Linked DNA regions of Homo sapiens: region 1 is linked to region 2. The links are chromatin contacts, found by Hi-C or POLR2A ChIA-PET in ENCODE. All regions are on one chromosome and are shown on one strand. The core of a region is the stretch at or near the end of the contact, and the rest is flanking DNA. Distances in the headings are between cores, read along the strand shown.

The links. A loop is a pair of places that touch in the nucleus more often than their neighbours do. ChIA-PET counts read pairs that join two places held with the same protein, here RNA polymerase II (POLR2A). Pooled maps may share reads with other maps.
Region 1: a loop to region 2 is called in a map of PC-9, with 4 times the contacts of the local background. The contact joins two enhancer-like sites. A Hi-C loop is called at or near these places in 1 of 168 maps with a recorded cell type or tissue (PC-9) and 1 of 50 pooled maps. POLR2A ChIA-PET finds 5 or more read pairs at or near these places in 1 of 52 experiments (HEK293).

The regions. Positions count from the first base shown.
Region 1 is chr10:127,145,188-127,151,497 of GRCh38, forward strand. All of the region lies in intron 27 of DOCK1 (dedicator of cytokinesis 1), which reads left to right. All of the region lies in intron 5 of INSYN2A (inhibitory synaptic factor 2A), which reads right to left. Among named protein-coding and RNA genes, the nearest start is that of INSYN2A, 48 kb to the right of the region's middle. RefSeq lists an enhancer at 3,036-4,235. Within about 2 kb of position 3,409, at least 6 of the 41 ENCODE cell types and tissues checked have a DNase peak (open chromatin) inside an H3K27ac peak, as active enhancers do; they include PC-9, where a contact is called at or near this core.
Region 2 is chr10:127,010,626-127,016,830 of GRCh38, forward strand. It overlaps DOCK1 (dedicator of cytokinesis 1), which reads left to right. Exons shown (of 52, transcript NM_001290223.2): 12 at 1,607-1,749. It overlaps DOCK1-AS1 (DOCK1 antisense RNA 1), which reads right to left. Exons shown (of 5, transcript NR_188215.1): 3 at 5,298-5,472; 4 at 4,385-4,538; 5 at 2,873-3,092. Among named protein-coding and RNA genes, the nearest start is that of DOCK1-AS1, 13 kb to the right of the region's middle. Within about 2 kb of position 2,851, at least 11 of the 41 ENCODE cell types and tissues checked have a DNase peak (open chromatin) inside an H3K27ac peak, as active enhancers do; they include PC-9, where a contact is called at or near this core.

The DNA of each region.
Region 1 (6,310 bases), core at 2,159-4,658, 140 kb after region 2:
AGGTCAGATGCACAGGGGTCAGAGAACCTGGCATCCCATAAAATAGTGCCACCGAGGAGCAGAGGCAGACCCAAGTCATTTGGATTGCCTCTGCCCATCGTAAGTTCTCCATGAGGAAAGACACCCCATGACTAACAGCACCGCCACATGTCTATGAAGCATATCTTATGCCATCCCCCTAGGAAGCCAGGAAGACGAGTCATGATAATCAGAGGAGTCAGTCCTTTCTGAGACGTAGCCTGCAGAACACTGCTGTTCCTGACCTCAGTGAAGAACAGCCAGTTTTCCAACTTTTGACAGAAACTGTGTTATAACTGCCTTGAAAAGGAGATGACACAGGGCTGTTGTCCTCCTGTTCTAAGCTGGTTGCTGTGAGTCCCTCGTGGCCAACCCAACCCTGAGTGGGATCCCATGACCCAGGGCCATCACCTTGCCTGCCTGTCTCCTTTTGAAGATGGGAGTGCGTCTGTCTAGAGACATGGGTGACGTCCCGGGCTCCCAGTGTTGGTGTGAAGGCTACAAAGCCACCCTGCCTCCCTGGGCCACCAGCCCGGAACCCTGGTTTCTAGATGTGGTCAGGAGCTCCCACTCCATCCTGATACCCATTGAGAGCATCATCTCCACTAAACGTAGCAGTGATAGTTCTCATCACACACGGAAACCATTAGCTGCTTGTGTGTGTCATCTGGTGTCACCAGTGACCGGTCTAAACGTCAGCCTGTGCATTCCTGCAGGAGGTCCCTTCTCAAACAGGTTCTTTCAAGACGCCTATCTGTGAGGAAGAACCTGCCCTGGGGACCCCGCACCCTGAATTCCCTAGTCACTCTATTCCCCATGGAATTTCATACGACCCAGCCCTAGACATCGTGGCCAGGACTGCGTCCCGTATTTACCCCCAGAAAAATCTCCATACTCATCTAAACATGAATTATCTTTATCTTCCCATGAAACTGACAGCGTAGTCCCCTCATGCTGTTTTGGACATTGGTAAATGCCTCCTTAACTTTGACCTTGGGGTATAACCAAAGGCTGGGACTATCAGTATAATTAGCCTTTCTCTGCTAATAAATTTTAACTAATTGTTTCACAAATAATATGTTGAGATGGGTAATCAGTTTTAGTTACAGTTAATGGCTGTAACAAGTTTCCTAGCATCTAAATAAGAGAATTAAGGCATTGCTAAACATTAGTAAAAATGACTAAACCTAAATCCGTACATATTCGAGGGACATAAATAATATATTTTTGGATTTCAAATAGAAAAGAAAAAACTTGGATTATTAGCTTTGGGAATTTTCAAGAAGAATTTAGAGATCTGTCAGAATCATTCTTTTTTCCTGACTTCATTAAACAAAAGTATTTCCTTACCCCAGAATAACATTGTGTATGTAAGGTGTTATCCAGGGATTCCTTTCTCTCATCTTCCTACCCTGTCACTCACCATAAATACTAAGAACAGAGCACTAAACATTAGGCAAAAGGCGAATTTCCCCCACCTCAGTTCATGCTGCTAAAGAACTTAATATGCACAAGTGGTGGTCATTGAAGCAGGGCTGGAAAGGGCACTTCCATGAAGAGATAATCGCTGAATGACAAAGGCTGCAGAGACTCCACTCCAAGTGGGCTCCGGACAGGCTGGAATTGGCACGGATTCTGCATACAAATGCAATTACCACTCTTAACAATAGGTCTCCATTAGTCAGGAGGTGCCCGGTTCTGCCGGCTGTCTTGATCGTGCACTATCCTGACCAGCTTTCTTTTTGCAATACACTCGGAATCAGTGAAGTGCCAGTGTGCGTGATTTTATCTAGAACTCTTTGCACCCTCTGTTTTGTGGTCTTATTGGTGTTGTAATACATTACCAAGAATGATGTGAGAAAATACAACCCATCACTTTTGTGAATTCTTCATTCAGTCTCATAATGTTAGATATTTTCCTCATCTTTCCTGAAATCCTCCAGTCATTTGGGGAAGGAACTTGCCTTCTTTTGGAGCTTCCTACTTGAGAAGCCGTCAAGGATTGTGGTGGACTGGGATGTTCTCCAGCCTGTCTAAGGGGGAGTGTTCACGGGTCGCGAGGTTTCCCATCCATCCTTGGGGGTGCCCTGGCTGTTTGTCCTCCTAGTTCCTGCCAGTTGTTCCTAACGCCGTAGCCTGGAGGGCTCTAGAGAGGCCATCCAAATCCTCCCTAACCTGGCCTCCCTCCACGATTATCTTGTTTTCTTTGGAGTCTGCTTTGCCAGGTCGGGCACCCTGGCTTCCTTCACCTCCTCCTCGCCTGCCTTTTACGTCCTTGCACCTGTGGCTCTCACCTTCCATACAGAGGGCTCTCTCTCGCCAGAGCTCTGTCCTTACCCTCATCCCGGGGTCCCAGGGTAAGGGGCATGCATGGAGGTGTCTTCAGCAGCTTCACACTCCTCCCAGTCTCCCAGGGCCTGGTGCAGAACTTGTCCTTAGGAGGTCCCTTGAAAAACACCTGTTCAATTAATACCCTTTAGGACCCCAAATGGAAAGGGCTAAGGCATTTTTATCAAAGTGGTTGTTTAAAATTCCACCTGTCCTTGTCTGGGCACGGTGGCTCATGCCTGTAATCCTAGCACTTTGGGAAGTCGAGGCGGGTGGATCATGAGGTCAGGAGTTTGAGAACAGCCTGGCCAATATGGTGAAACCCCATCTCTACTAAAAATACAAAAATTAGCCAGGATTGGCGGTGCGCGCACGTAGTCCCAGCTACTCGGGAGGCTGAGGCAGAAGAATTGCTTCAACCCAGGAGGAGGAGGGTGCAGTGAGCCGAGATTGCACCACTGCACTCCAGCCTGGGCAACAGAGTGAGACTCTGTCTCAAAAAAAAAAAAAAAAAAAAAAAAAAAAATTCCACCTGTCCTTGACCATCATGGATCATATCAAACAGTGAAAGCATGGAGTACACAGCAATGCGTTTCACAAGCTCCCCCTCTCTGATGTCAGACAAGTGGTGTGGAGCCTTGTGGCGTTCCCATCCAGTCAGGTTCCAAGCCCACTCATTGATCCACTGCAGAATTATTAGTGTCACTTGAGGCCACTTTGTGTGGTGGCTGTGATGATCCAGAAATGAAGCAGACACAGCGTGCTCCGGGAGGATGTGGTCACTCAGGGCTTGCAACTGATGGTAGGAATTCTACCACTTGACGAGAAGATTCTAAATTCTGGGAGAGATGCTGTTTAATGAATCTGAGTCAGAATTCCTGTTATGTTTTAAATCTTGCTTTCATCTCCAAAAGCCCTTGGATTGCAGTTGGTCCATGTTATTTTCATGAAAATGTACACATTAGAATTCAGGCCATTTTGTCGCAGTACTATGTTACAAATTAACCATTTCAGCGAAGGAGAGAATGGCTGGTTTGCCGATGATGTTTCATTGTTCCTTTCTGAAACCACATCCGAACAAAAGCTGAATCATCCGTGGTGTGACTCATCAGATTAGTCCGACAAAAGAATTACCAAAATAGGGCTGGAGAGAAGAAATTTCAGCTGCTTATGAGCAAAGATTATATTAGTAATTTATCCACAAAACATTTTCTGAAATAATTACGGCATATTTTGACAAGAAATATGGAAGATAAGCCAGAAAAGTTTTCCTAAAGAAAACGGAAACTGGAATCTCTTTTAATCTTCTTTCATGCTGAGATGGTTTTAATTAGAGTAGCACAGTCGGTCTGCATCACAACCGAAGGGATGTCTGTCATCTTAGAAAAAGATGTAGCTGTGTCAACCATCTCAAAATTTGTCAGAAAGATCACGTTTGGTACTTGGGGTTTCAGTGGTCTAGGAGGAAGCCCATCAATCCTCTGCCGAAGAAGTGTTACTCAGCTCTGAGTCAATAGATTTGCCAATAAGGGAGAGGTGTTTTTCAGCTGAGGAATGCCTTGTGACTCTCCACACTTTTACCCTTCTGTGCAGTCTCTTGAAACCCATAGTTACATCCCTTGCATAATTGTAAAAAGCAGCTCCTGGGATTTCAGATCTGGAAGGGACCTTGATGATCCCTTAGTGCAACCCCAGAGGACCTGGAGACTGAACAGACACCCCACCCAAGAGAGAGGGCAGAGAAGCTCAGCCCTAACCTTGCAGGTACGCGGCAGGCTCTCACGGGCTGATGTTTCTCACCTTTCGCTTGTCGTACTGGTGGTTTTCCCCCCGCCTTGAAATTGCATCAAGACCGTTTGTCCTTTTGATGCTTTTCCCTAGTCCTCTATATTTCCATGACAGAATTATTTTTCACAGAGAAATATGTACCGCCTCCCATGGCAAAGGTACCCATTTATTACAGGCCTGTGGTGCTAAAGCCCCAGGCAGCCGGGTCTTGAACACAGTATCCTTTTCATCTCCCTGGGCCAGGCATTACTGGAAACACGGTGGATAGCTATGCTGCTCGGAGAGGGTAATTGGGTTTCGAGTGAAAAGTGGTGTTTAAATGCAAGACAGGCAGGGTCAAATTCATTTCCCTCCAGGGCTTTTGGCCTTCCAGAAAGCAGGGTATGACATTACAATGTGTGAACACTGGCAGCTGTGATGGCCCCACGTGTTCTCAAGCCTCTGGGACAACCACAGTCATGTGACATTTTAAGATTTATTTTGAAATTCCTTTAAGCTACCCAATCCCGGGGTGTTCCAGGCATCCCATGGTGCATATGGAGAAGTGGGTTGTAATGGTGGTGTAGGGACTCACAGGAAAGTTCCTGAACTCCCGGATTCAGGTCCTTGCAACTAAGAGCCAGGCTTTGATCTGACAGCAAGGACTGTAACCTGAGCTATACTTTCCCCTGCTGCTGGAATTGTGTTTCTACAGATTCATATGCAGGAATTCAAGGAGGACTTGGCTGTAAGTTTGCATGGGAGAACAAGACATGGATGTAGATTTGTAAAGCCTTTGAAATTTGGAGACACCCTCTGGCTCACTTGGAGTCTATACTTCCGAGATGCTGTGGCCACCCATGTACACTGCTACTGAGTCACCTGAATAGGTGACTCCTCCTGCCCAAGGAACTCACTGGGTTCTGAACACTTTTCTACCGAAGAAACTTCTATTCTTAAGCTTCTGACATTTGGGGGTGACTCACAGAACTGACCGCAAGCTGCGAGGTCATCCAGCTCAATCCCCATTGCTCACCCTCCCCTTTCTCTTTGCTCAGTGGGACCCTGAGGGAAGTGACCCTGTGTATCAGCAACTCTCAGCCACCAGGGCAGAATCACACAGACCAGTGCTTGGTAGTCAGATAGGATTACATAAGCCCTCTTAGCTGATGTGCTAGATTAACCATATGGCCCTGTCCTTTCACGACATAAGTGGTGCACCCATGATGCTGGGACCCTTAACTAACTGGCTTCTCTGTCTTTGTCCTGTGACTCTCTGTCCTTACTTCTCAAGGTTCATGCTTACCAAGAGGATGCTAGATTTGTTCCTGGACCTGTTTATACAATTAGTACTCACTATTGAAATGATGTGATTATTGAATGTCATGCAAACCACTGAGGCATGAGAAGATAGTCATTGCTGTGGATTCAGTGCTTTGGAAAGAGTGGGGTACCACAAAATATTCAATGAAAAAGGTAGAGACAGGTCAAGTATGGATTCAGAAGGATTCTGATCTCAGATTCTGCCACAGGACTTTGCTCCACTTTAAAGACAGGAAAATTGGTGTGGCTCATGGCAGATCATTTGAAACTGTAGTGGGGGTGCCACATTCAAAGAAAACGTCTGGGCCTCACCTCTAAAGGCTGCCCTAACTTGAAATCATTCAAATGGGAGATTTCAATTCATGCGATTCAAATTAAAATAACATGTTTAAGTTAGGTACGTGTCAATTTTTTATGATTTCCCCATTGATTGATTTTTCAATTAATGGACCAGAAGTGAACTTTCACTCCCTTTATCATCTCTTCCTGCAGACCTCAGAAAACTCTTATCCAACATAATAACCACCTTAAGAGTAATCGTTAAACTTTAATTATTTCCATTATAACATGATAGGGAGTTTAGGAAGCAGCATTTGATGAGCTATGTTCCACTTGGTAGTCACAGTGCAGTCTTTATTTGAATACTAGTTCATTTCTTGAGTTTCACACTAGTTTATTTCATTGACAGGACTCAATGAAATAAAGACTTTGGGAGGCAGCAGGAGTCCAGCCGAAATATTACTCTGCAGACTGTCCTGGGACCAAAAGCCTTCCAGTGTAACTTCTGTTTGTAGCAGAAGTTTGGCTGTTGTAGGGATGTTTTGTCATTGTGACCACTCCAAAGGGAGTGATTTTAAAAATCAGGAAAGAAAGA
Region 2 (6,205 bases), core at 1,601-4,100:
TGTTGTTTTGTAGTCCCATCCAGTGAGGAGAGTTTATAAAGGGAACACAGTGCTGCAGAATCTGGAAGTTTCCTTAGCAAACAAGGGGAACAGTATCATGGAACATGGGCAGATATTGAGGTCATAAATAAAATACACCTTTGTAAAATTATAATATTAAATTGCCTCATTCTCTCATGAGAAATAATGCAGCCCCCTGCTGTTTTGAATGCTGTATTATATATTAGACCTCAGAGGTTCTTGATGCCCAGATGTAACACTAAGTTGAAATTACCTGTTGCCTGCTAGTGTCCTCTGTGAAAAGTCAAAAACAAAAACAAAAACAAAAACAAACCCAACCTGAGGGATTGTTTGAAAGGTTAGGGAGGTTATTAGTTTTAGATTCACTGATTTTCACAGAACATGTTATGAGTTGTTTGAGATTGCCTGTGCTTTGACGCCATCTTTTTCTATCTTGTAGTGGAATGTCCACTTGAAAAATATGTTATTCCATGTGTAACTCTTATGTAATTTGTGACTCCATGCTCCATTAAAGGAAGACTAATAGACAGATGAATATTTGAAGTGTTGGAAACAAAAGAACAGCATGATTTTTAATAGCAAAATAAGCAGTGAAACCAGTTCTTTGGGAAATGTCGTGCTAATGAAACCATTTTTTGCTCCATTAAAACTGATTTATTATCTCACAGGGTTGGTTTTAGAGAAGGAAGCACATTGCACATCTCCCTCCCTCCCTGTCTTTTTTAACTTGGTGACGTAAATGACAACAGTCTTCAGTTCCCTCGAGTCATGTGGCTCAAGTGATGGATAGCACTGTCCTTGTTCCCAGGATTGATTTTAAACATTATGGCCATGCTGTCTATTTTCTTGCTCATTTCATAGTGCACTTCGCTGTGCTACATGGTATTTCTATTTGGGCATATGCCCCCCGTTTGTAGCCAGTCTCTCGTACAGCGCAGCATCTGTCACAGGCTCCTGGTTCATGGGCCCTGAAAACGTGGGTGGTCTGTGTTCATAACAGCGCCACACGTGGGACTAGGCAGTGGTGTTCTCCACACACGGTACCATTCTTCTCACATGTAGTCACTTGAGGGACTATTGTGTACGTAGTCCAGGAGGGTAGAGTAGAAAGCCTTTGCAAGCAGTTAGGTTCCAGGGATTTTTTTTTTTTTAAATCTTGATTTTGCTTTTCCCTTTAGATCAACCTGCCCCTTGACCTATGCTATGTTCAGAATTAATTGAAATTGGAGGAATGGCCATAAACATTCTTTGGGATTAAATGCCTTTCAACCATGTGGCTTTCAGACAAGCTCCTTTTTTTAAACACAAGAGTCTGATGGAGATGCAGTGGAGGCCTGGTGCACGTTTATTCCTGGGGAGAGGGTTGCCCTCATTTGCTCTGTTCCCTCTCGTGGTTCAGCATTTTCCTGATCAATGCTTTTCCCTGTTTCTCTTGTCACCTCTCCCATCCTTTGTCGTGCGTTGACTCATGATGCCTCCCTCTCGCACTCGGTGACGATGATCTCTTATGTTCCCTTGTTACCGTGGCCCATGGGTCTCTGTGCCCCTTTGTCTCCTGTGGTCTTGGTCGTCCCGTGCCCTCCAGGCTCGCGTTGGACGACGCCATTCGACACAAGCCGCTGAACATGTCATCCCGTTTTTCACCCAGGGTGGCAGGGGAGAATGACTTCCTTCAGACTGTTATAAACAAAGTCATCGCTGCCAAAGAAGTCAACCACAAGGGGCAGGGTACGTATTTTCCTATTTTGTTTCTATCAGCGTGTATTTGCATGCGTTGGGGCAGTGCTGTCTGGGTTGGTTTTAGTTTGATGTTGATCATGATGGTGGTGATAATGATGGGGATGACAGTGATCGTGGTGGAGAATGTGTGTGACAGTTGCCCCTGTGTACAGTGCATGATGGTTTTCTTGCCCGTCACCTTTGTGAACATTGCTGAGAGCCCACTCCTGGATGGAGAGTGGGGTCAGATTAGAAGTTTAGAGGAACATGCAGGCGGTAGGCGTAACTCCCTCTGCCCGTGTTGTGTGCTAATCTTTGCCTGTTCTGGGTCTTCCCTGCTGGTCTCCCTAAGAAGGTGATTTCATTTGTGCAGACTTGCTCCCCTGAGTTCTGTCATTTAAGTGATTTCTCCGCCCCTACACTCCGCCTCACACTCACTGTTTTTAATCCTGCACTGACACGTTTCTGAGCAGCTGACCTGCTGCTGGCAGAAGGAATGAATCAGTCACCTCGGGCTGGTGACAGTTGGCACTTGGCTGGCCAGGAGGGCTGCCAGGAAACAACTGTGACTGAGGCCCCGCCTCCAGCCCAAGGGGAAGTCACCTTCAGAACTTGACCGTCTCACTCCCTGATCCATGCAGACTGCCCGTAAACGCGGTAGAGCTTAGGTGAACAGACCTGCTTCATCGTCCAGCTACCTTATGTCACTAGACTTTTAAAAAACAATTATCTTGATTCATTTCCACTGTTCTAAAGGAGAATGTGAATTGAGCCTGAAGAATGTTTTAGAGAATGAGCCTTCCTAGGGATCTGCAGGGACCTCCAGCTTTCTTCTGGTGTGAACTACCCCCCTTTCTGGCAAACAGTAGCAGGACAAAAACCCCAACCCAGAACGTTAATGAGATGTGGCCTCTGCAGACAGAGCGATTTTCAGCTGACCCAGGACCCATCTTCTCCTAAATTAACAGCCCTCCCAATTTACACTTTAATTGAAAACCACGGGGAGGTCCAATTAGGGCTGTTTAGATTGGAGTCACTCTCAGGCTGGGAGTGCCAGTGCAAAGGTTGCCAGCCGATCCTTCAGTGCTTCGAGCTGGGACTGCCCTCGGATCTCCAGTTTCTTTTGCAGTCATCGGAGTTTTGATAAACTTTTATTAGAGTCATTCAGGGAAAGTGGAGTTTGGTGTCAGGCCAGCAGGAAATCACTGGGAAAGAGGACCAGAAGCCTGCCTCTGCCAGGCTCACTGGTGTGTGGCCAGGATCTTTGAAGCCGGCGAACCTTGGGCTCATGTCCGGGGGTCCAGTTCCTTGAACTTCTGGGAGGAGTGGGCATTTTCAAGTCACAGTGAAAACTGAGGGAGAAGAACAGTGATAGTTTTGTCAAGGGGATCACAGGTGACTTCCTGAATCAGAATGGCCTTAGGCAACATGACTAGTGCTTGTTTTCCTTGAACCTGAATTTTCTCCAGGGCACAATGGTGGGTGGAATTCAGGTCAGAGGTGAGTGATGTGGCCAGTGAGGGCAGCCACACAGATCGGCCGCCGGGACTGCAGGGCGCTGCCCACCGGCGCTCATTTTATCACCAGCAGCCCAGGCTTAACCTGATCCTTGCTTGTCTGTCAAGTGACTGTTAGCGGCCCCAGGAGTGGAAGGGACATGGAGGAGATACTCATCTTCAGAGAGAACCACTGGGTTTTTTCACACCTCTGTCCACATGCGCCTCCTGTCTCTTGAGCTCACCACTTGGCCTTGGCCAGTTTTTGGTTTATGCCAACATGTTTCCTCTTCACAAGAGACAAAAATCCTGAATATTTAATCCAAATTATTCTGATCCCTGAACCCAGAGGTGTGGGACATTTTATGTGGACAGTGAATTCATGAAGACTCCAGACATCTGGTTCTGTTGTTTGAGATAGAATGTATGCTAATCCTCTTTGTTTTTAGTTATTCTGCTTAAGCAAATGTCAACCCCAAATGCACTTTTTTCTCCTGTGAGAAAAGCATTTAAAACACAGCATAATCAGGAACATTTAATTTCCATTTTTAAAGCGTGTGGTAATAAATTTAATGTGTCACTAGTGCATTAGTTTATGTATTAAGATATTTGCGCAGGCCGGCGTTTCTGAGAAAGGTGTTTGAAACACAGGATTTCTAATATTAAGTGTTAAGTGTTCCATCCTCATGTCTCAACCTTTGACCTCTGTAGATAATGACCTCACCACATCCTGCAATCCTTCAAAGAGCATCTTTCTGTAAGATATATTTTGTGGACATTCATTCTCCAGGGAGGCTTTTGGACTCAAACTCCTGAGATTTGAGAAACTCTTAGCTGCATCCTGGTGTCCCAGGGAAGACCAGCTCCCTGTGAGCCACGGTGCCAGTTCCTCAGGCTCTTCTGTCAGGGTCTGGGCTTTGGTTTGCTCTCCCGGAGGCCAGGGCTGGGGGTTAGGGTGAGGAAGTGCCTGGCCCTTTGCCCATCTGTCTGCTTACCTATTCTGCAGGTCTGGAGCTGCTGTTAGCTCAGGGTGCTTTTGTGTGAATTAGAAAAAGGGGCCTCATCAACCAGGTGAGTAGGGAGATGCAGCCAGCGCCAGGACCTGTGGCTCTGTGAGCGAGTAGAGGCAGGGTTTAGCTCCCACTTGCCTTTTGTGGTCACTTGTCTAGTGAAATGCACATTCTGGGCAGTGGTACATGTGCTCCTGTCTGGGTGCCATCCCCGATACCTCTTTGGGGACCGCTTTCTATTGGTGGTTCTTCCTTCTTCAAACTCTCCCTCCCATGATCTGGAATTTCATATCTTAAAAAGAAAGGAAAAAGAAAAAAAATATTTAAAAAAAAAAAGGAAAGAAAAGAAACACCAAGAAGCAGTCCTACCCTGAGTAATACATCTGTCTCTGTCTATGTGGCCTCTCCCTCTGGTCTTCGTCTCCCATTCATCTTCACCCTTCTGCCTCCCAGCATCGGCCCTCTCCCTGAGCGCCCCCGCCCCCTCTGCCCCCGTCTCCCACCAGGAGCCCTGTGGCTGCATGGGCACCATCTGTCCCAGTTTTCCATTTCCCCTGTTATCTCTGAGGTCTCTGTCCCCTTGTGAGCTCTCAAAGTGGGCCTTTCTCCTGCCTCTTCGGGGCTCTTCTTTCCTTCCCCACTCTGGGTGCTTGCCCTTCAGGCAGCTCTGCCTGGAGCGAGCGGGTCTTCCTATTTCAAGGAACGGTGCCCCCGGGACTTGCTAGTGGTTGTGCCTGCAAGGGGCACCGTCTCTGTAAGCTGCGCCTCCTCCTACCCCAACTCCCCGTGGTTCTGCTGACTTGACCTTCACGCTGGTCCCTCTCCCACCCTCCATAGTGGCATTCACGTCCTGCCAGCCAGCTAGGATCATGCGGTGGCCTCCCTGCTGCGATTCCATCCCCACTGTGCTCTGTTCTCCTGCCTACCCATTCCCTGTAGCCACAGGGTGTCAGGTCAGAGCCTGACTCTTGTTCCTGAGCCCCACTCTGGGTGCCCCCCATCCTTCAGATAGACCACAGTCCCTGCCACCCCAGCCTCCGCACTGTCTTACCACAGCGTCTGGGGGCTCCACCTCCCCTGGGTGAGGACAGGCCTGCAGTTCCCTCACTTCCTGCAGGTCTCAGCCCCGAAGTCCCTTCCTCTGTGACCCTTGAGACTGTGGTCCCAGGATGCCTTGCAGTGTGCTCAGGACTTCTCCCGTGAGAACTTCGCAGTTGCATATTTCTCTAAGAGACCATGGAGTTAGTGTTTGACCGTTGGCAATGGAAGCTAAACACCTGTCAGGGGAGGTCGTGAGGGTCTGCCCTATGTCTCCAGTAGGTGCAGTGCCCAGTATTTGCCTGGCACATAGTAGGTGCTCAGTAGCTACTTTTGAATAAATTAGAGGGACTCACTAGATAGCAAGAGGAAAGGGGGTTTCACCAGCTGGCAAAGAACAAAACATCATCAGTGACTTTTGACTTCTCAGCTCCAGCTAATGGAAATCTGAGCAAAGGAGAATGCCATTTCCAGGATAGCGGATATAGGAATGGGCAGCCAGAGGACAGGGCGTGAGGTGCGGGATTGAATCAAGCAGGGCTGCTCCCGTCAGGGACAGCCGGAGGTGCCGGCACCGCTGTCGGTTACCTCCCAGTGCTGCTCAGAAGGCAGGCTGCTGGAGAACAGGCCTGTGACTGTCTCAGTTCCTTCCACGCAGGGCAGGGCGCTGAGCTGAGGGTGATGGAGGGCAGGTTCTGCTCTGGAGGCATCTGAAGAGGGGACAGCTGCACACACACACACATACACACACACACATGCACACATACACACACACAGATACAAATACCACAAACACAGACATACGCACATACACACACACACACCACACACACACACACTAACACAGATATAAACACCACAAACACAGACACACGCGCACACACACAGATACAGACACCACAAACACACACACAGATACAC